Regions from separate parts of the Homo sapiens genome. Here all the other regions are linked to region 1. Evidence: chromatin loops called from intact Hi-C (ENCODE). Cell type or tissue: heart left ventricle. All regions are shown on one strand.

Region 1 (4,000 bases):
CCATGCATTCAGTCATCTATCCATCCATTCACCCATCTATCCATCCACCCACCCATCCATCCACTCATCCATCCACCCATCCATCCATCCACCCACCCATCCACTCATCCATCCATCCACCCACCCATCCATCCATTCAGTCATCTATCCATCCATTCACCCATCTATCCATCCACCCACCCATCCATCCACTCATCCATCCACCCATCCATCCATCCACCCACCCATCCATCTGCTCACCCGTCCATCCATCCATCCATCCATCTACCCACCCATCCATCCATTCATCCACCCATCCATCCACTCATCCATCCATCCACCTACCCATCTGTCCACTCATCCATCCGTCCACCCACCCATCCATCCACCCACCCATCTGTCTGCTCATCCATCCACCCACCCATCCATCCACTCATCCATCCATCCACTTATCCACCCACCCGTCCATCTGCTTATCCATCCATCCATCCATCCACCCGTCCATTCATCCATCCACTCACCCATGCATTCACTCATCTATCCATCCATTCACCCATCTATCCATCCACCCACCCATCCATCCATTCATCCATCCATCCACCCACCCACCCATCCATCCATCCACCCACCCATCCATCCACTCATCCATCCATCCATCCACTCATCCACCCACCCATCCATCTGCTCATCCATCCATCCATCCACCCGTCCATTCATCCATCCACTCACCCATGCATTCACTCATCTATCCATCCATTCACCCATCTATCCATCCACCCACCCATCCATCCGCTCATCCATCCATCCATCCACCCGTCAATTCATCCATCCATCCACTCACCCATCCATCCGCTCATCCATTCATGTATTCACTCATCCACTCATTCATCCATCCGATCATCCATTCATGTATTCACTCATCCACTCATTCATCCATTTACTCACCCATGCATTCACTCATCCATCCATCCACCCACACATCCATCCATTCATCCATCCATCCACTCACCCATCCATCCATTCATCCATCCATCCATCCGTAAGAGAAGTGTTTGCTTGGTCATTCACTCGATGAGCATTTTCTGCTGGAAGCTGATCCAAGGCCCCCTGCTACCACCCCCATGAAGATATAAGACAGACAATAAACAAATGCCTGCAGGTCAAGGCAGAGCCAGGAAAAGCAGAAATGACCCTACTGCCAACAAGTAGAACAGGAAGTAATTTCAAAGAGATTTGAAAGGAAGGAGAAAATGCTCCCCTACGAAGACAGCTGAAAAAAAGAATGAGATGGGCCCGTAAGCAAAGACCTCCTGGAAATACAGGACCTCCTGCCTGGTGGAGAAGGCCAGCAGTGATGCCGTGTCACCAAGGTCGACTGGGGTGGTGGGGCAGAATTAGGTGGGACTTCCAGCTTTCAACATCCACACATATTCTATATGAATTTTTTATAGTTGACATTTTTGTTGTTTTTTGTTTTGTTTTCCACAGGGTCTTGCTCCGTCGCCCAGTCTGGAGTGCAGTGGCAAGATCTCTGCTCAGTGCAGCCTTGAACTCTCAGGCTCAAGAAATCTTCCCGCCTCAGCCTCCCAAAGTGCTGGGATTACAGGTGTGAGCCACTGTGCCCGGCTATAGCTAACATTTTATTTTTACAACCAAAAAAGAAATAAAAAGGGAAAATAAGGAAAAATACTTGCAGTAGTTGTAGCCAGGGAGGTTAGCGTTGGACAGACACACCTGTGAGCCACAGGTGCACCCCAGGAGGGGATTTGAGCGGGGTCCTGGCAGGAATGAGGGCAGGAAGGAGGAGCGACTGGACTGTCTCCAGCCACTGGGAAGCCGCGTCAGGAGGGCATGTTTCCAGTGAACGCCTCTGGGGGGCAGCAGAGGCCACAGAACGCTCCTGTGCAGCGCTGGGGCTGGGCTGGGGCTGGGTCCAGAGTTGGGGAGGGAGGGAGGTGTCTTATTCTCCTCACTCTCTGGTTGGGGGAGGGAGGTCCTCCTCCTCCTCTCCGAAATTATGCATCTTCCTAGGAGGCCAGGAGCCAGTTCATCCCTCTGTCTCTCTCTGTCTCTTTCTCTCTGTCTCTGTCTCTCTCAGCCTGTTTCTCTTTGTCTGACGGTCTCTCTCTGTCTGTTTCTGTCTGTCTGGGTCTTTCTCTTCTCTTTCTCTGCCTACCTCTCTGTCTGTCTGTCTGTGTGCCACTCTCTGTCTCTTTCCTCTCTCTTGGTCTCTTTTTCTTTGTCCGTCTGCCTGTCTGTCTCCATGTGTCTATTTGTCTGTCTGTCTCTGCATCTCTGTCTATGTCTGTCTCTGTCTCTCTTTCTCTTGGTCTGTCTGTCTGTCTCTGTCTCTCTCATTTCTGTCTCTCTTGGTCTGTCTGTCTGTCTCTGCATCTCTGTCTGTGTCTGTCTCTCTCTCTTTCTCCATCTGTCTGTCTGCCTGTCTCCTTCTGTCTCCCATGGCCTGCCTGTCTCTGTCTCTCTGTCTGTCTCTGTCTCTCTGGTTTCTATCTCTCTTGGTCTGTCTCTTTCTCTGCCAGCGTGCCTGTCTGTGTGTGTCTCTCTGTCTCTTTCTCTCACGGTCTGTCTCTGTTGGTTTCTCCGTTTGTCTGTCTACCTATTTCTTTCTGTCTCCTTTGGTCTGTCTGCTGTGCATCTGTCTCTGTCTCTGTCTCCTTTTCTCTCTCTCTCTCTCTGTCTTTCTCTTATCTGGGTCCCTCTCTCCCCATCCAGTCAGCTAATGACAAAGCACTTTGTCTTTGGAAGGTGTTGGCATCTGTAATTGACGTCACAGGCACCTGCTGAGCCTGACCCCGTGCTGGCTCTGCAGAGGTAGCCAGGACACAGGCCCAGCCCGCAGTCCTCTGGGGAGACGGGCCAGGCGCACGCAGGTAGAGGATTATAAATCAGACAAGGACATGACTGTTCAGAATCGGGCCCGGGGAGACAGAAGCTGGAATAGACTGTCAAGGCCATAACAGAAGCGCAGGGCCTGTGTGTGCCGGTGCCGGGTCCTCTGCAGTTGCTGTTATTGGGCCTCAGCCTCAGCTCTGACCTTCCTGGTAGCCCTAGAGAAAAGGGAAACGAGACCGGGCAGCCAGGTTCCTGACTCCCTGTCCTGGGCAAGGAGCCTCCCGGCTGCTCCGCGAAAGCGCCGTGTTCTGAGCTGCTCACAGCCCTGCGGCTCTCTCTGGGGCTTTCTGAGGGTCTCTCTGGTGTCAGGGCAGTGCATGGGCACTCTGTCCAGCACATGTGTGGCAGGCTCACGCTCTTCTCCTGGGACATAGCTCCAAAGGACAGGGCGTTAGGATGGGAGGTGGCCCAGGGACCCCGCCTCCCCCAGGGCCAGGTCTGGGGGCTCCTGGCTGGGATGGTGTTTTATTTTCTTCTATTTTTAACTTAAAAAATGACGATATAAGCACTGCATGTGGTGGCTCACACTTGGAATCTCAACACTTGGGGAGGCCAAGGTAGACAAATTGCTTGAGCCTAGGAGATCAATACCAGCCTGGGCAACATTGCAAGACCCTGTCTCTACAAAAAATTTAAAAATTAGCCTGGTGTGGTGTCATGCTCCTGTGGTCCCAGCTACTAGGGAGGCTGAGGCATGAGAATCGCTTGGGCCCAGGAGGTTGAGGCTGCAGCGAGCTATGATTGCACCGCTGCACCCCAGCCTGGGTGACAGAGCCAGACAGACTGTGTCTCTTAAAAAAAAAAAAAAGTTTTACTTTGCATACAGTAAAATGCACTCCTTTCGTGTTTTGTTCTGTGAGTTTTGACAAATGCAGACCATCTTACAGCCATAACCATGACTGAGACCAGCCTGGCTAACACAGTGAAACCTCATCTCTACTAAAATACAAAAATTAGCTGGGCATAGTGGCGGGCACCTGTAATCCCAGCTACTCGGGAGGCTGAGTCAGGAGAATCGCTTGAACCTGGGAGGCGGAGGTTGCAGTGAGCCAAGATTGCACCACCGCACTCCAGCCTGGGCGACAGAGCGAGACTCTGATGCAAAACA
Region 2 (4,000 bases), 85 kb after region 1:
ATTTGTTTCCATAAAAATGAGAATCTTACTGGCAGTTTAGCTCTTTTTTTGTTTTTGAGACAGTCTTGCTCTGTTGCCCATGCTGGAGTGCAGTGGTGCGATCATAGCTCACTGCAACCTCCACTTCCTGGGCTCAAGTGATCCTCCTACCTCAGCCTCCTGAATAGCTGGGACCATAGGCACACACCACCACACCCAGCTAATTTTTTATTTTTTGTAGACAGGGTCTCACTATGTTGCCCAGGCAGGTCTTAAACTGGGCCGTTTTCTTCTGAACGAGGACGTTTTGTACATCAGAAGGACCTGCTAAGCCCTGGATCTAGCAACGGTGCCCAGGTGGGTGGGGGTGCACCCACCATCCCTAGCTCTGTCCTAGGTCCTGGCCCAGCTGACTCATCTCTGGAAAGACAGGCTGTCTGATGGACCGGGCCATCGCTGCTGCGTCTGGGCTGCTGCCGGGCAGTGGCAGCACCTCAGAAAGGAGGCCTGAGCGAGCACGTGTGTGTGGAGCGACTGTGCGTGAACGCATGTGCATATGCAGATGGGAACATGCTTAGTACAGCTGCCTTCAAGTTTGACCATCTGGATTCAAACCCTGGCTTGGCCATTTCCAGTTTATGGTGACCCTGGCCAAGGTACTTGATCTCTGGACCCCTCGATGTTACCCTCTGGGAACTGGAGATCTTCACAGCTGGTTCACTTCTAGGGTTGCTGTGAGGACTAAATGACTTCATGCCAGCCACCAGCCATTAGGAACCTCCATCACAGGAAGGATCGTCATAGTGCCACACCAGTGTGCGTGCCTGCGTGTGAGGGTTACACTGGGTGGGGCGGGGTGTGTGCGATTCGGGGGTGTGTGAAGCAGGATGCCTTTGCAACTCTCTGCACAACCACAGTGTGAGCTATGGGGTGGGGGGGGTTCCAGCCTTCCTGTCCCAGTGAGGCTGCGGCATCTTCCTGTGGGACACCGGCTTGCGGCGGGGAGCTGGGGTGGGTATCCACACGCATCTTCCCTGGATGTGCTGTAAGGTGTCTACACCACACAGGCTGCCTCTGGGTACCTCTGTCTGCTGGGGGAGGGGGATCAGGAGGAGATGAATGTCAGAGAGAAAGAGACCAAGACGGAGAAAGAAAAGGAGAGAGGAGAGGCGGAAAGGGAGAGGGGAGAAGAGGAGGAAGAGGAAGAGGGAAAGAGACAGAAAAGGAGGGTGGAGGGAGAGAGAGAGAGGAAGAGGGAGAGAGAGAACAAACATATTCTCTGACAGAGGCAAACAGAGGCGGGGAGAGAGAGCTCCAGAAGAGGCCAGAGACAGCCAGCCTTCCTCCCACCTCCTCTCTTCGGGTCTGTCCTGGGGTGGCCCATTCCCAGCCTGAGGGGGGACAGCAGCCCGAGGCCAGCCAGGCCCCGCGGGGGCCCTGCCTTCTCACGGGACAGGAGGGCATATTTCAGCATTGGAAGGCGCTGCAGAGGGAGTCAGTCAGGGCTGAAATTCCTCAGCGCCCTGGAAGGTCCGCGGGACAGCTCCCTTCTCCCAGCTTCCTCCAAGGAGCCAGGTCCGGGACTCTCCAGGCCCCTCGAGTAGGGGAGGGGGGAAGTGAGAGAAAGGGGCTGTGTGCGCACCTAGGCCACTGCGCGCTTCAGAGCAGCCGGGACCCTCCCTGAGGGACCAGGAAGAGACCCCCCCCAGGCCGGGCTCGGCCCGCTCTGTCTCCCTGTTCCCTGGAGGTCTGGGCGCCCCCGCGCAGGGACTAAGGGCTGGACAGCCGCAGGCAGGGGCTCCGTCCTTGGCCTCCACCCTTCGTGTCCAGCAATCCCGGGAGCAGGCGGCGGCACTTCCTCCATGCCCCGGCCTCAATCACGGTCTCAGTCCCCCCAACCCCGTCCTGCAGGAACAAGTGTGGTAGAGGCTCGGGGTCGGAGGGCGGGCGGCCGTCCCGCGGGCTGGACGGAGTTTCTGGGCTGCGGAGAGGCCGTTGGACCCACGTCCGGACAGGAGCCCCGCGCGCCCATCCCCGGCCCGGCCATCCTCGGGGCGCGCTGTCTGCGGCCTCCCGCGCCACCCCCACCCCTGTCCCGGGACCTCCTCCGGGAAAGACACCCGGGGAGCAGCCCCCTCCCCTCCAGTAGTCCCCTCCCCTCCCCTCTCCCTGCCCTCTTGACGGTGTGGGGCTCCCCGGCCGGAGGGGCGCGGCGCTGGCAGCGGGGTCCAGAGTGTCGCGCCCAGCGCGCGCTGGGGGTCCCGGGCTCCGCAGCTCCGCACGCGGCCGGTTTGTGAAGCGGCGCGCGGGGGCTTAGCCGGGCGAGGGCGCTCTTGAGCCTGGTTTGGAATTTTTAGCCCACACGAAAGCCGCAGGCTGGGGAAGGGGCGGGTGGGAGCGGGAGACGCCCTGGGAAGCCGTGAGACCGCTCGGCGAGGGCTCGGGACCACCAGGGAGCGACGGGGGACCCCTCGGCTCAGAGCCCGAGGGCGCGATTTCGGATCCGCTGGGATTCCGGAGGCACATGAAGGGAGAGGGAAATCCGCTAAACCGAACCTTCCGGGAATCGGAAGGCGCCGGGCCGCTCCCACGCCTCCCCCTCCTCCCGGCCGAAAGGCGGGGGGCGACGCGCAACGGGGAGGGAAGGGAGGGAGGGGTCGGCGACCTTAGGGGAGGGCGAGTCTCTGGGGACGCGGGGCCGCCAGGGGCCCGACGACCCTCTCGCTCCACCTCCCCGCCCCCAAGTGCCCCGCTCTCCCCCCGCCCCGCAAACGCGCGTCCTGCGGGCTGTGCTTTGGCCCTCGCGGACGCGCGCGCTCACAGAGGGTCTGACTTGGGGTCAACTTCCACGAGGTTGCCGGGCGCCTGTGAGCACAGCCGTGTCCCCACCCAGGGGCCCACCTCCCAGCGCCACCAGGGTCCCGACCCCCAGACCTTCGGACGCTTCTCTTCCAAACCGAAGCCTGGGAGCCTCTGGGTGGCCTGGGGCGGGGGCAGGGGGCGAGCGGGGCGGGCCAGGAGGAGGGGGCGAGGCCGCCACTCGGCTTCCCACGCCGCCCCCGCGGCTGGCTCCAACTTCCCCTCCGGAGCCCCCCTCCGGCCACCCCCCAGCCCACCGACGTGCGGGCAGCGACCCCGCCCCCCGCCCCTCCGGTCGCCCCCGCCGCGGCCCCCGCCCCCTCCCCATCCCTCCCCGCGCGCTCTCCCACATGAAACCTTCCATCACGCTCAGAAAGAATGTGCTACAACCTCGGCGCTGCCGCGGCCGCCACCACTGCGCCCGCGCCCGAGCCCGAGTCGGAGCCGGAGCCGCCGCTCCCCCGCCTGCCCGGCCAGCCCCGGGCTCCGAGCGCGCGGTCCCCGCCGCCGCCGCCCCGCGCTCGCCCCGCGCTTGACGCAGTGAGCGCCGCAGCCTGGCTCCCGCCGGCTCCGCTGGGCTCCGGGTCGCAGGCCGAGTCCAGCCGGGCGGGCTCCGGGAGGGGCCGGCAGGGCGGGAGGGGGAGGAGGGCTGTCTGGAGCCAGCGAGCCCGGAGGAGGAAGAGGAGGAGGAAGGAGGGGAAGCCGCCGCCGCCGCCGCCGCGCTCGGGGAACCGGGGTGCGCGCGCTCTGCTCGCCCGCGACAGTGCCTCCAGCCCGGGGCCCGCACCCCGGCCCAGGTAAGAAGGGGCCTGAGGGGCAGGGGGCTGTCCGGGGCCGGGGGACCCCTCTGTCGCCGCTGCGGGATCGGAGGGTCCCCGCCCCTAGGGGAGGCAGGGAAGAGGATGCTCTCTGGGGGGGGCGGCGGGGGGCAGCGCAGGGTCCCCAGCGGCTCTCGCAGCCCGGGCCACCCCATCCCTGGTGCCCTGACCTCGGCGTCCGCGCCAGGGCCGAGTCTCCCCGCCCGCGGGGCTCTGGATGCGGCGCTCGGGGCCCGCGGCTCCCGGGCGTCCCCATCCACCCACCCAGGTTCGGAGGCGGGCGCACCCGAAGTTAGCGGCCGCCGAGCCTGGGCCGGACAAACTTCCCTCCCCGACGCCGCGGC
Region 3 (4,000 bases), 71 kb after region 1:
TACGGGCAGGGCTGCCTTCTCCTGAATCCTCAGCCCGTGGCTTGCAGATGGCATCATCTCCCTGTGTCCTCACCGGGCTGTCCCTCTGTGCGTGTCTGTCCTGATCTCCTCTTCTTACAAGGACACCCGTCTGATTGGATTAGGACCCACCCGTATGACCTCATCTCGTCTTAGTCACGTCTTCAAAGGCCCCGTCTCCAAACACAGCCCCATTCTGAGGTCCTGGGGGTCCAGGCTTCAGCATTTGAGCTTCGGGGGCACCAAGCAGCCCGTAACACCCCCCTCTTCCTGGGAAGTCCTCTTCCTGGCACCTCCTGACCCTTCCCGAGTGACTCAGGGCAGACCCCTTCCGCTCCCAGCCTCCATGACCTGCAAGGATGGTGTGACGATGGGCCAGGATCATCAGGGTCATTTATCTGCCAGCTTGAAATGCTGCACTTATGGGAGCCTGCAGGTGACGGGAAGGGTGGAGAAGGGGCCGGGCCCCGCAGAATGTCTGCGGCATGGACGCTGGAGCCCAACGCCTGTGCCTGGCCCCCAGCTGTGCCACATACGGGCCATGTGACCATCAGCAAGTTATATGACCTCCCTGGATCTCACGTCCTCATTTGGCAAACAGGGATAGTCGTGATCCCTCCCTTAGGGCCGGTGCTTGGAAAGAATGAACGAACATGGGTAAGGTGTGCCTGGTGAGCGCTGTCTGGGCTGAAGGAGGAGTTTGAGAAGGCGGCTTTATGAAGGGAGGTGGCCGGGCGCGGTGGCTCACGCCTGTAATCCCAGCACTCTGGGAGGCCAAGGCGGGTGGACCACTCGAGGTCAGGAGTTCGAGACCATCCTGGCCAAAATGACGAAACCCTGTCTGTACTAAAAATACAAAAATTAGCCGGGCATGGTGGTGCATACCTATAATCCCAGCTATTCAGGAGGCTGAGGCATGAAACGTGGAGGTTGTAGTGAGCCGAGATCGCACCACTGCACTCCAGCCTGGGCGAGAGAGTGAGACCCCATCTCACACACAAAAAAAGGGGAGATTATTTGGGGTGGAGTGGGCCTCAAACCCTGGGGAAACATTTGTGCTAAGTTCCATGGGCAGCTTTGGGGATTTGCTCCACAAGGACTCCCGAGAGATCAGTGTCCGCAGGGTGACACCGGTGGCTGGGTGACCAGGAGAGGTAGAGGGGAGATGGGGCCTTTGCTGAGACCCTGTGGAGGTGATGAGGTTGGAGGAGAGGCCATGTGGAGGAGACCAGCTAAGAGCAAGGAGGGGACGGCCTCAGGGACCACACTGTCTGGTGCAGTGAGGGGCGCTCATCCCTCCCCGGCACACAGCCCGGTGAGTAAATTTTGGTGCACAAAGCCAGCAGCTGCCACAGCTGGGCAGTAGTGAGCTCCCTGGCGTTGGAGGAAATCAAGCACATCCTGATGCTCACTGAGTGGGGAGACTTGATGGGAGAAACAGGAAGACCAGCATCATGGAGGGGTGGATTTTATTCTTATCAAAAGCAGTGGGGGGAGTTTCGAGTCCTGGGAAGAAGCACTGGAGGAGATGGCTTTTGGAGTCCAGGGATGGATCCCCAGTAGCTGCCCCATTTTCTGCATGAATTCGTGCTTTCATGGAGGCCCAGGGGCCGGGCAGCACAAGTCAGGCTGTGGGCTCAGGGTCCACACACCAGCAACCCTGGAGGAAGTGATTTCTCTGGAGTCAGCTTCTGGTGGGATCTGAGGTTTGCAGCCGTCGATCTGGCCTCAGAGCTGAACCTCTGCCCTGCAGAGGCACCGAATGCCCACCGAGGGGCGGCTTTCAGGGCCAGCGTGCCCCGAGCCAGGCAGATGAGGCTGGTTAGGAATGGAGGCCACTGTCATTTACTGCCTCTGACCCTAGGGATCAGGCCAGAACCAGGGAGCTCCTGCCAAGGAGACGGACATGGAGGTGCCGGCTCCCCTCCCGGAGGAAGCCTGATCGATCCCCGCTGCCGCAGAGCCCTGCAGAGCTCCTACTTAGGCCTGGTTGTCCATCACGATGCGGGCTTGGAGCGAGTGGCCTTCCCATGGGAGACGCAGGGGAAGGCCCGCTGCAGGAGAAGGGGAACTGAAGTAGGGGCCGGGGCTGGGCCAGTCCACTTGGCAAGGACGTGGCTTGCAGGGGGTGCTGAGACCTTGGCCTTTTGCCAAAGCACCCCGCTCCCTGGAGCCACTTGCCCACCCCTCCCCCAGGCTGGTTCGGCCCCAGCCAGGTAGGTCCAAAGTCCTGTGCTGCCGGAGTGGAGTCTAATAAGCCCCTCCTGGCAAGGGGCTCACCACCAAGGCACCCCACGATGACGGCTCAGGAAGTGGGCCCACGGACAGGTGCCTGAAAAAGCCCAGGACCCCTAAGCTGAGGCTGAAGGACAGAGGCGTGGGAGAAGCCAGCCAAGGCTCGGGAGGGCACCCCAGGCGGAGGCACCAGCATGAGTCAAGGCCCGGAGGGGAGCGCTAGATACAGCCCTGGGTCCTCAGGCCGAGGATGGGGACTTTTTCTGAGAACATGAGGGTTTCCAGATTGGAATGTTGGAAGGCTGGGCTCCAGTCACAGCCTGAGGGAGGCTTGATTGGAGCAGGCAGGAATGGAGGCCCAGAGAATCTTGCACGGTGAAGCGGGCGGAGCCAGGCAGCTGCCACCCCAGGCACACACGGGCACACACCTCCTCCTCCCCCTCCCATGTTCTCTAGACCTGCCCCAGGCTTCTCCGAGCGGTGACCAGGCCCCTGGGGAGGGGCTGAAATCTGGAGGCGGGCATGGTGTTCCCAGAGAACATGGTGGGGTGGGGACTTACGCTCAGTGAACCCACGTTTCTAAATGCCAAATCTACTCTAAACTCCAAAGGGGGTTGGAGTTCTTGTCTCTGCAGAAGGGCAGATCAGGGAACTATTCAGGGGGAGGGGGGGCAGAACCTAGAGGCCAATTCATTGTCCAGGTTGAGTCAGGAACCCTGGGGTAGGCCCAGCTTTGGGAGGACAGAGGACCTTGGGGTGGCAGGAGAAGGGAGGGTCAAAAGTGCATCAAGGGGTAAGGCCAACCCATGTAGCCTCAGAGAACTGAGATGGGGACTCGGAACCTGAGGTCTGCCCCGAGCAGGAGGTCCTGGGCAACTGCAGTCTTGCCCTTGGGTGGGGGAGGCCCTGCCCAAAAGATGGGGTGGAGAGAGTGAGGGGAGCGCCCCCATCAGGGGTCGGACTTTTCCCTGAAACTTGACTCTCGATGCTTTTCTAAGTGATTAAAAGTCCCCCTAACCAACAATACCCATGTCAAACAACGCCTCCTCCAGGAAGCCACCCTGGGTTGCCTGGGATGGAGATCAGCTCCCTCTTGGTATTTGTGGCACCAGCTTGCTGTGGGGAATATTAGTGCCCAGGCTGGGTGATCTTAGGCAAAGGACTTGACATCTCTGAGCCTCAATACCACCTGACTGTCAAAGGACTAATAAAGTCAAGCTCCAGGGCTGGTGAAGGAACTGAGACGGGGATTATCATGAGCTAAACTGTGTCCCCCAAAGGACACGCTGATGTCCTATCCCCAGTATGTGACCTTATTTGGAGACATGGTCTTTACAGAGGTGATTAAGTTAAAATGTTCTGGGGTGGGCCCTGATCCAGTGTGCCTGGTGTTCTTATGAAGAGGGAACATTTCAGCCGGGTGTGGTGGCACATGCCTGTGGTCCCAGCTACTGAGGAGGCTGAGAGGCAGGAGGATCACTTGAGCCCAGGAGGTGGAGGCTGCAGTGAGCTGTGATCGCACCACTGCACTCCAGCCTGGATAACAGAGCAAGACCTTGTTCCTCCAACCTCCAATTTTTTTTTTTTTTTTTTTTTGAGGCAGAATCCCTCTGTCGCCCAGGCTGGACCGCAGTGTCATGATTTTGCCTCACTGCAACATCTGTCTCCCGGGTTCAAGCGATTCTTCTGCCTCAGCCTCCCGAGCAGCTGGGATTACAGGCACCTGCCACCGCACGCAGCTAATTTT
Region 4 (4,000 bases), 530 kb after region 1:
ACTCTCCACGCCATCCTCAGCATGAGACGCATCCTTGTCACTCCAGAGACAATGCCCAGAGATGGCGTCTTCTCCTACCCACTCCTAAAGCGGGCCTCTCCTCAGGTGTATAAGGCACACGGAGAAAACAGGTTCGGCAGAGGTGGCACTGTCCCCTCTCAGGACATCAGCTCCACAACTCAGAGGAGGCAGCCTCCGTGATGCTGCCAACACCTGGGTCAGCGCTGGGTCAGGCCTGGCCACGCTGCCTGCCTGCTGGAGACGCGCGTCCTCTCCCACCTCAGGGCCCCTGCGCTTGCTGCTGCCTCTGCCTGGAACGGGCTCTCTCCCCTGCCCCTGCACCCTACAAAGGGGCAGCTCCGACCACGCTTCAGCTCTCAGCCCACATGGTGTGTCCAGAGGGAGGCCGTCCATCCGGCCACGCTGAGGGCCGGGTCGCAGCCCAAGCCATGGCTGCCCCGACGGGCCCTGCACACACAGTCATACCTGCGCTCCTGCACTCAGTGAAGGCCTGGGCCTGCCTGCCCCGCCGCTCAGTAGACGGCACATGGGACATCGCCATGCCTAGTGATGACGTTTCTGTTTGGAAGAAGTGGGTGAGCACCTGAGAGGACAGAGGGTGAGGCGATACAGCAGTGCAGCAGATCTCACCCGCCCCCGAGGCCACTGCACAGCGGCGGGGCTCTCGACCACCGTGCTCTTTGTTGGGCGGGGCAACCGCAGATGGGCCAGCACTGGGGCAAAGCCCACCACCAGGCAGCCCTGGGAGCCCCTGCGAAGGCCTCTCAGGAGCCGGGCAGCACAGCCAGAACACTGAGACTCGATCCCACAGGGGAGAAGGAGGGAGCGGCCACGAGGAGGAGCCAGGGAGGCGGCTACTCAGAGGGCAGGTGCTGTCCTCCTCCCTGCCCAGATCCCAGCAGTGTGGCATAAGCAGACCCCCTGAACCACTGTGCACGGAGTCCCTCCGCATCCCCAGGCAGAGGGACAGTCTCACAGGTGGTGTCCGGACTCTGGAGATGGGGTGGGAAAAGGCAAGGAATGCGGGGAGACCACCAGTTCTGATGCCACGCCATACAACACTCCACCCCGCTGGACGTCGGAGAAAGAGGCCCCCAGACACATGGCAGAGAATCAAATATGCAGCCGGTGTCTGGAAATCATTCAATGAAGGTAAGGAGTGTGCTCCTCAGCAGCCTGCCTTGAGCAAAAGCATCTCGTGGCAGATAAGTAATGATCAGAGCTCTCCGGGCCAACTGCACAACAGGCCATATCTGTTATTAAAGGCATGCTGCTTTGATGACCAGAAACCTGGATTAGAACCACGGCAGGCTGGGCCTCCATTTGGGGAACCAGGACAAAGGCAGAGCAGATAGCGGCAAACTCCTCCACAGAGGCAAGCCCGGAGTCCCCTGTGCACTGGCGGAGGCTGCTCAGCCCGAGTGGCACTGCACAGGCTCCTGAAGGCAGATGAGGCCCCGGAGAGAAAACACAGGAAGACAGCCCCCACAGCCCCGCCCCTCCGCGAAGGAGAGCCGTCACGGCGGCGCAATAGCAGGCCAAGGGGGACGCAGTCTGGCATGTGGAGGCGGCCTGTTGCGTCAGATCCCTGACCCGCATGTCAAACACGCTGGTGCCTACAGGGGGCGGCTGCGGCACCTGGACACTCGGAACACGCGCTCTGCCACCAGAGACAGGCTGGGCTCAAATGAGAAGGAATGAAATGCCAGCAACTACAGATCTTCCACGAAAGCTCCCCTTAAGCCAGCTCTTCGGTTTAAATGAATTTACTCCTCGTTAAATTCTTAACCTGAAAACATAACTGTTTTATACTTACATGCCTCATTGTGACATCCCTAACGCCTTTGAAAACATAACTGTTTTATACTTACATGCCTCATTGTGACATCCCTAACGCCTTTGCCATGAAAGACCTCACTGCCAAATCCCACTTTAATTATCTGAGCACAGGTCACATAAATCACTGCAGCTCCCACGCCAGGCCGTGCACAGCCATGTGGGCTCAGCCTGCAGCTGCCTCTCCTTCCAACGTGCAATGCAGGGTAGGTCCCCCCGCAAGCCCTGGGGACTCTTTCCGGAGCTCAGGGAAGGAAACCGCTCACCTCCTAAATGTTAAAACACGAAGGGAACTACGCACAGCCCGCCTGGAGATGGGATTCCTGGCACAGCCTGAGGGCTGACCCACCCAGTCAGAGCCCGGCTTCCCCAGGGGCCGGACACCGCAGTGAGGGGCTGTTCTGAAAAGAGGTCTGCCGGGAAGAAACTGGCTGTGCCTCTGCAGCCCGGGAGAGCCTCACTCTCTGAGGCCACAAACACCGCACCGTCCTGCTTGGGGATATTCCAGTGAGCAGAAAGGGAAGGTCTCTGCCGACAAGGGGTTGGTTACTAACAAAGGGCACTAACACACGAGCTGGCTTCAGGTGGTCACAGCCTGAAAGGCAACAAAGCCAGCAGCGAGGTGGAGTGAGGGGGCCCAGCTAAGAGCAGGGGAGGAAGGCCACTCAGGGCAGAACAGGCCGCAGAAACCGCAGTGCCCTACGGGGCGGTCTCTGCTGGCCTGGCAGCAGCAGGCAGAGCAAAGCGTGGGCTCCACGGGAGGGTGGGCGGGCACAGCCTGCGCTGGGGCAAGGCAGGGAGCGTGGATCATCACCCGAGGCATTCATAAAGGACAACCCAAATGTCTGCTTTGTGGCTGCTCCTACACTGCCCTGAAGCCAGGAAGTAACGAGGCCAGGAAGCCCTGGGACCAGCCATGCAGCCTTGCCAAGGCCAGCCACGCACTGTGAAGGTTCTGAGGGAAAATGGGGCCTCTCTCACCACAGCCCTGCTTTACCTGGTGGCCTCGGCCTGTCTCCTCACCCCCGCACGGTCCAGTAAGAGACCACCTTCCAGATGAGACCAGAAAGTCCAGGCACGTGAGACGCCCAGCCAAAACCCCAGTACCACCAGCTCCAGCTCTCTCCTCCTCAACGCTCCTCACCCACCCCGCTCCCCAGCTCCAGGGTAGGGCAGCAGGAAAGGCCCCCATCGTCACAGATGCCACCTAGCAACACCTTCTGGAGCACAGTCCCAGAGCCCTATCCAGCTGCGGCCCCACAACCAAAGGGCACCAACACCTCAGCCCTGCCCCTGCCCCTGCCCCACATATGGCCCCGCCCCTGCCCCACACATGGCCCCGCCCCTCCATTCTGCCCAGCACGAAGCCCCACCCCCCAGACCTATCTATCACACACAGCGCCAGCCATCACACAGCCCCGCCCCTCCACCCTGCCCAGCACACAGTCCCGCCTCCCACCCCCAGCACAGGGCCCTTGCCCCATTACGCCTAGGCTAGGAATTGGGCCCTTAGTGCTGGCACATCGGCAGCACCCCTCCACTGCGTCGGTGCCTTGCGTGAAAGGTGCGAGCACGGCAGGCCGCTTCTCTATCGGATCCACATGTCCATCCCTGGAGACGGCCATGGTCACTCACACTCCCCACTTCCCAGGCCCGGCCCCACCCTGCCCTTCCTTCTCTATCGGATATACATGCCCATCCCTGGAGACGGCCATGGTCACTCACTCTCCCCCTTTCCCAGGCCCGGCCCCACCCTGCCCTTCCCACATGCGCTCCTGGAAACCTGTGCCAAGCCAGCAGGCTCTCCGAGGCTCCCTCTCCAACCCTGCCTAACACCAAGGAGGACACGTGAGCTCCACTCTCCCAGGGGTGGGGGGAGAAGGCAGGCCAGGGGCACAAATCCCTCCTAGGAGACCGCCTCCCTCCTCTCCAGCCCACCAGACCCAGGCTAGCATAGCCCGTCACACTCTCGGCCCATCCCGCAAAAGACGCCTGCAGCTGCACTGGAACGTGTTGTCCCGCATGGGCTGTAGGGCCTCCACGAAACCTGAGAGAGGAAAGTCACCATTCAGTCCCTTCTGCAGGGCTGCCCCTCCCCAGCTGTCATGAGTCCATGCTGCAGCCGGCTCTCTCAGCTGGGAGC
Region 5 (4,000 bases), 180 kb after region 1:
AGTGGAGATGGGGTTTCACCATGTTGGTCAGGCTGGTCTTGAACTCCTGACCTCAGGTGGTCCACCCGCCTTGGCCTCCGAAAGTGCTGGGTTTACAGGTGTGAGCCACCGCATCCGGCCACAGGTGAGTGCTTTCTTTGCTTGTTTCTATCTTGGTAAAAGGAGCTCAGGGTAAACAGGTAGCATCTACCACGTAATCAAACCCAGGTTCACCTGCTTGCTGTTATTATAGGAGGCAAAACTTGGGAGACGGGTGCTGGTGGGAGGAAAAGCAGGCGTATTCGGAGGGCCAGCCGACCGGAAGGACGGTGGACTAGCGCCCTAAACACCATCTTTAGTCAGCACAAGTTTCAGCCTTGGTTTATGTTACATGTGGGGGAGGGTGGTTGGGACCAAGAGGTGACTGATGACCACAGACATCTGGGAGCCAGGGAGGGTCCAAGGATGCTGGACACTTCTTAGTCCTTGACCAGGTCACAGTGCTCCTGTAAATCTTTAACAAAACCTAGTTATCTGTTTATACAGCTCCCTTTAATCCCAGAGTTAGTTTTAAAAGTCACATGATTGCTGTTTTTGCATTTTTGCCTCAGTGCTCTAAAACTATCCTAGCCTAGGTGCAGAAGGAAAAGTCCCCTTAGAAAACATGGAGTCAGTTGGCTGTTTCGCTGTTGCAATCGTTTTAAATGTAGTGGGACGTTTAAAATAGAGACACAGAGACGGTGTTTTGTTATGTTGCCCAGGCTGGTCTTGAACTCCTGGACTCAAGTGATCCGCCCGCCTTGATATCCCAAAGTACTGGGATTACAGGTGTGAGCTGCCTCGCCCAGCCAGTATGTGAAATAATAATAACTTTTATTGATTTTTTTCTTATCTCAAAAGTAATCCTTTTGCTTGTGTCCCCTGGTGGAAGTCTCTTGCCTCTGGGAGCCAGGATCCTGGGAGCCGCGGAGCCTAAAGTTGTGGGATGGAAAGCAGACATTCCCCAGGTGGGTCACCAGTGGTGACGGACCGTGGGGTCACCCCCGCCTCCTCCCGTCTGGCTCTCGGGAACCTGTCTTCTATTCATTGGGGAAACAGCCCTGTATAAATAGCACCACCGTGTCAACGTGTAAGCCACATGCCGAAGGACGTGTCCCTGTCTTCACAGCGTCATCTCCAAGCAGGTCCCCTTGCTGTCATTACAATTCCACCCACCACTCTATCCAGCTGGCAGTTTTGGGGTGCTGTACTGTGTGGTGGGATCAGAGAATCCCGGGGTCCTGTGCTTACCGACTCACCTTCTCCTCCATAAAGCGGGTCCCTTAAGCCAGAGTGAGGTTAGGTGGGTCCTCGTGCCAGCGCATGAGACACTCCATGGGCCTTGGGGTTGGTCCTGGCTGAATCCCAGGTAGCACGAGTCCAGGCCGGAAGGAGTCCACTGAAATCCACTTGCCACCACCACCAAGAGACGGCCTCATAGCGAGGTTCAGACATTTGGCAGTGGCAGAAGCTAGATGAACCCTGGTGAGGGGAAGTTCTTGCTATTGGGCCCTGCAGAACCTCCCTCCCTGCTACCATGGCTGTGCCAAATAAGAGCCACCGCACCAGCACTGAGTGGTCAAGGGCGATGCTGGGGTGGCCAAGGGTGGAGACTGGGATGGCCGAGGATGGAGGCTGCTGGCTGAGGATAGAAACTGGGGTGGCCAAGGATGGAGGCTGGCTGGCTGAGGATGGAGGCTGGGCTGAGGGTGGAGGCTGGCTGGCTGAGGATGGAGGCTGGGCTGAGGGTGGAGGCTGGCTGGCTGAGGGTGGAGGCTAGCTGGCTGAGGGTGGAGACTAGCTGGCTGAGGGTGGAGGCTGGGGTGGCTGAGGGTGGAGGCTGGCTGGCTGAGGGTGGAGGCTGGCTGGCTGAGGGTGGAGGCTGGGGTGGCTGAGGGTGGAGACTGGCTGGCTGAGGGTGGAGGCTGGCTGGTGTCCCGGCATGAGCCATCCTTTCCACCTGGTTTCTCAGAGCCTCGTCTGCCGTGGGCTCCCTCTGGTGGGTGCCACAGTGAGCTGCAAAGATTCTCGTACTTTGCGCCCACTCCTGCAGGTCCCCCATGTCTCTTCCAAAATTATTTGTCCCCAGTATTCCAATCTTGCTCCTTCCGCCTCCCCAGCCCAGCAGCCACGCCATTTGCCGCTGCTCATGAGTCCGTGTGGATCCCTACCCTGCGTCCCTTCTCTCTGCACAGGGGAGCGTGGCCTGGTGGGCTGCGTGCTCTCAGCTCCCACAAGCCCAGCCTTCTGTCTCTCATCAGCCCATCTTTGAACCCACAGGCGTGAGCTGATACAGAGCCATGGGAGAAACAATCAGGAGACGCTGGCGTCCGGGCCATCCTTCTGTGTAGCTGGCCAAGCCCAGTCCTGCTGATGGGCCAGTGTGTGCCCGTGGCTTGTTGGGTTTCTCAGCCCCTGGCTCAGGGCCGGCAGCCTGCAGGCGGCACGGTCACTGGACACCCCGTGGTTAGTTGCCCGGCCAGGACCAGGCCCCCCAGCACGCCAGGAGCTGCTGTTTTGGAATTGGATGTGGTTCCCCGCTGCGGCGTGGCCCTGCTCGGGGACTCCGGTCTTGCCCTGTGCTACGGAACTGCACTGTGCCTGGCCTGACATCCTACCCAGCACACTCACCCACCGCGGGTGCCTGGAGCGCCACGGGATCTGCCGGCCAAACGGCCCAAGTGGCAGGATTCCTTGGACCTGAGCCTCGAGCTGTGGCAGAGTCCTTGCATCAAGGCGCCACTTGAACCTGGCATTTTCCATGCCTGTTGATGAGTGTGGCAGAGCCGTTTTACCTAACGCAGAATAATCTGCTCCTGCATCTAACACAGCCTACGGAGCCCGGTGCTCCTGTCTTCGTGGTAGAAGGTACTAGGCACCGTCGCTTGTCTTTTACCTTTCAGGAAACATCCCAGCCTGCCAAAGACTGTTACCAGGGGCCCCCTGGCCACCTGCCGAGTGGGTGGGGGCAGTATCAAGAGGTCATCCTTCAGGTCTGCAGGGCCACGTCTGGTACTAACTGTTTTAGGCTGAGCTTGCTCGAGGCAGAGCCTGAGACAGGAATTCTTTGCAAGTGATTAGGGGGTTCTCTCAGGAGGAAGAGGAGAGTTGTTTGTTTTTGTTTTTGAGACGAGTTTCGCTCTTGTTGCCCAGGCTGGAGTGCAGTGGTGCGATCTCGGCTTGCTGCAACCTCTGCCTCCCAAGTTCAAGTGATTCTCCTGCCACAGCCTCCTGAGTAGTTGATGACAGGCACCTGCCACCATGCCCAGCTAATTTTTGTATTTTTAGCAGAGATGGGGTTTCATCATGTTGGCCAGGCTGGTCTCGAACTCCTGACCTCAGGTGATCCTCCCGCCTCGGCCCCCCAAAGTGCTGCGATTACAGGCGTGAGCCACCACGCCCGGCCGGAAGAGGAGATTTGAACACGGACCACAGAGGGCCGGTGTTGTGAGGCTCCAGGGAGGAGACGGCCATCCACAAGCCAAAGAGAGAGGCCTCAGGAGGAATCAGCCTTGCCACACCTTGACCGAGGACTTCCGGCCTCCAGAGCTGTGAGCAATAAATGTCAGTGGTTTAAATCGGCCAGCCTGGGGTGTTCGTTATGGCAGCCCTCGCAGACCAGCACGGCCAGGACGCTGCCAGTTCCCGGCTCCACCTGCCCTTCCTCTGACAGGGAAGGAGAGTGGAGAAGTTGAGCTGCTTGGATGCCCTATGCCCTATGAGGCCTCTGCCTGATCCCACAGAGGACTCTGCAACACAGAAGGAATCACAGAATCTGCCCTGCCCTGGGTCCGTCAGGAACTTACTGCAGGCAACCAGGGGTGGGGACCGAACTTCCTGATACATCATTGCATTAGGGTGGGCAGCTCCAGGGGCTAAGTCTCCAGGGAGGGCTGCAGGGCCGCCACCTGCAGCTATGGGACCTGGGGGGCCAGACAGGCAGACAGACCCCACCCACCAAAAAGTCACACCGAGGGCCGGG

What was found. Peaks named below come from ENCODE experiments on the same cell type or tissue, not always from the same donor. Only the 100,000 strongest peaks of a DNase experiment are listed, where the experiment ranks them.
Region 2: a loop joins it to region 1, with 2.6 times the contacts of the local background. A loop is called at or near these places in 6 of 110 quality-filtered maps.
Region 3: it touches region 1 in a loop (2.3-fold over the local background); 9 of 110 quality-filtered maps call a loop at or near these places.
Region 4: a loop joins it to region 1, with 2.0 times the contacts of the local background. A loop is called at or near these places in 5 of 110 quality-filtered maps.
Region 5: it touches region 1 in a loop (7-fold over the local background); 35 of 110 quality-filtered maps call a loop at or near these places.

What each region holds. Positions count from the first base shown.
Region 1 is chr7:1,577,820-1,581,819 of GRCh38, forward strand. The region is part of intron 3 of PSMG3-AS1 (PSMG3 antisense RNA 1); the gene reads left to right. Among named protein-coding and RNA genes, the nearest start is that of PSMG3-AS1, 9.7 kb to the left of the region's middle. In heart left ventricle, CTCF peaks have their summits at 1,842 (motif pointing right) and 2,042; a DNase peak (open chromatin) is centred at 1,862.
Region 2 is chr7:1,662,536-1,666,535 of GRCh38, forward strand. It overlaps a transcript of ELFN1 not described here. Among named protein-coding and RNA genes, the nearest start is that of ELFN1, 5.7 kb to the right of the region's middle. In heart left ventricle, CTCF peaks have their summits at 2,300 and 2,499; DNase peaks (open chromatin) are centred at 2,366, 2,816, 3,516, 3,996 and 2 weaker places; H3K4me3 peaks cover 2,428 bases; H3K27ac peaks cover 1,817 bases; H3K27me3 peaks cover 1,479 bases.
Region 3 is chr7:1,648,731-1,652,730 of GRCh38, forward strand. No RefSeq gene overlaps it. Among named protein-coding and RNA genes, the nearest start is that of ELFN1, 20 kb to the right of the region's middle. RefSeq lists an enhancer at 419-926. In heart left ventricle, no CTCF peak of the experiment used is centred here; a DNase peak (open chromatin) is centred at 2,051; H3K27ac peaks cover 189 bases.
Region 4 is chr7:2,102,828-2,106,827 of GRCh38, forward strand. All of the region lies in intron 11 of MAD1L1 (mitotic arrest deficient 1 like 1), which reads right to left. Among named protein-coding and RNA genes, the nearest start is that of SNORA114, 16 kb to the left of the region's middle. RefSeq lists enhancers at 561-1,227, 1,447-1,741, 2,561-3,228. In heart left ventricle, a CTCF peak has its summit at 1,626 (motif pointing right); a DNase peak (open chromatin) is centred at 1,584; H3K4me3 peaks cover 487 bases; H3K27ac peaks cover 240 bases.
Region 5 is chr7:1,756,739-1,760,738 of GRCh38, forward strand. No RefSeq gene overlaps it. Among named protein-coding and RNA genes, the nearest start is that of ELFN1-AS1, 16 kb to the left of the region's middle. In heart left ventricle, a CTCF peak has its summit at 2,021 (motif pointing left); a DNase peak (open chromatin) is centred at 2,668; H3K27ac peaks cover 542 bases.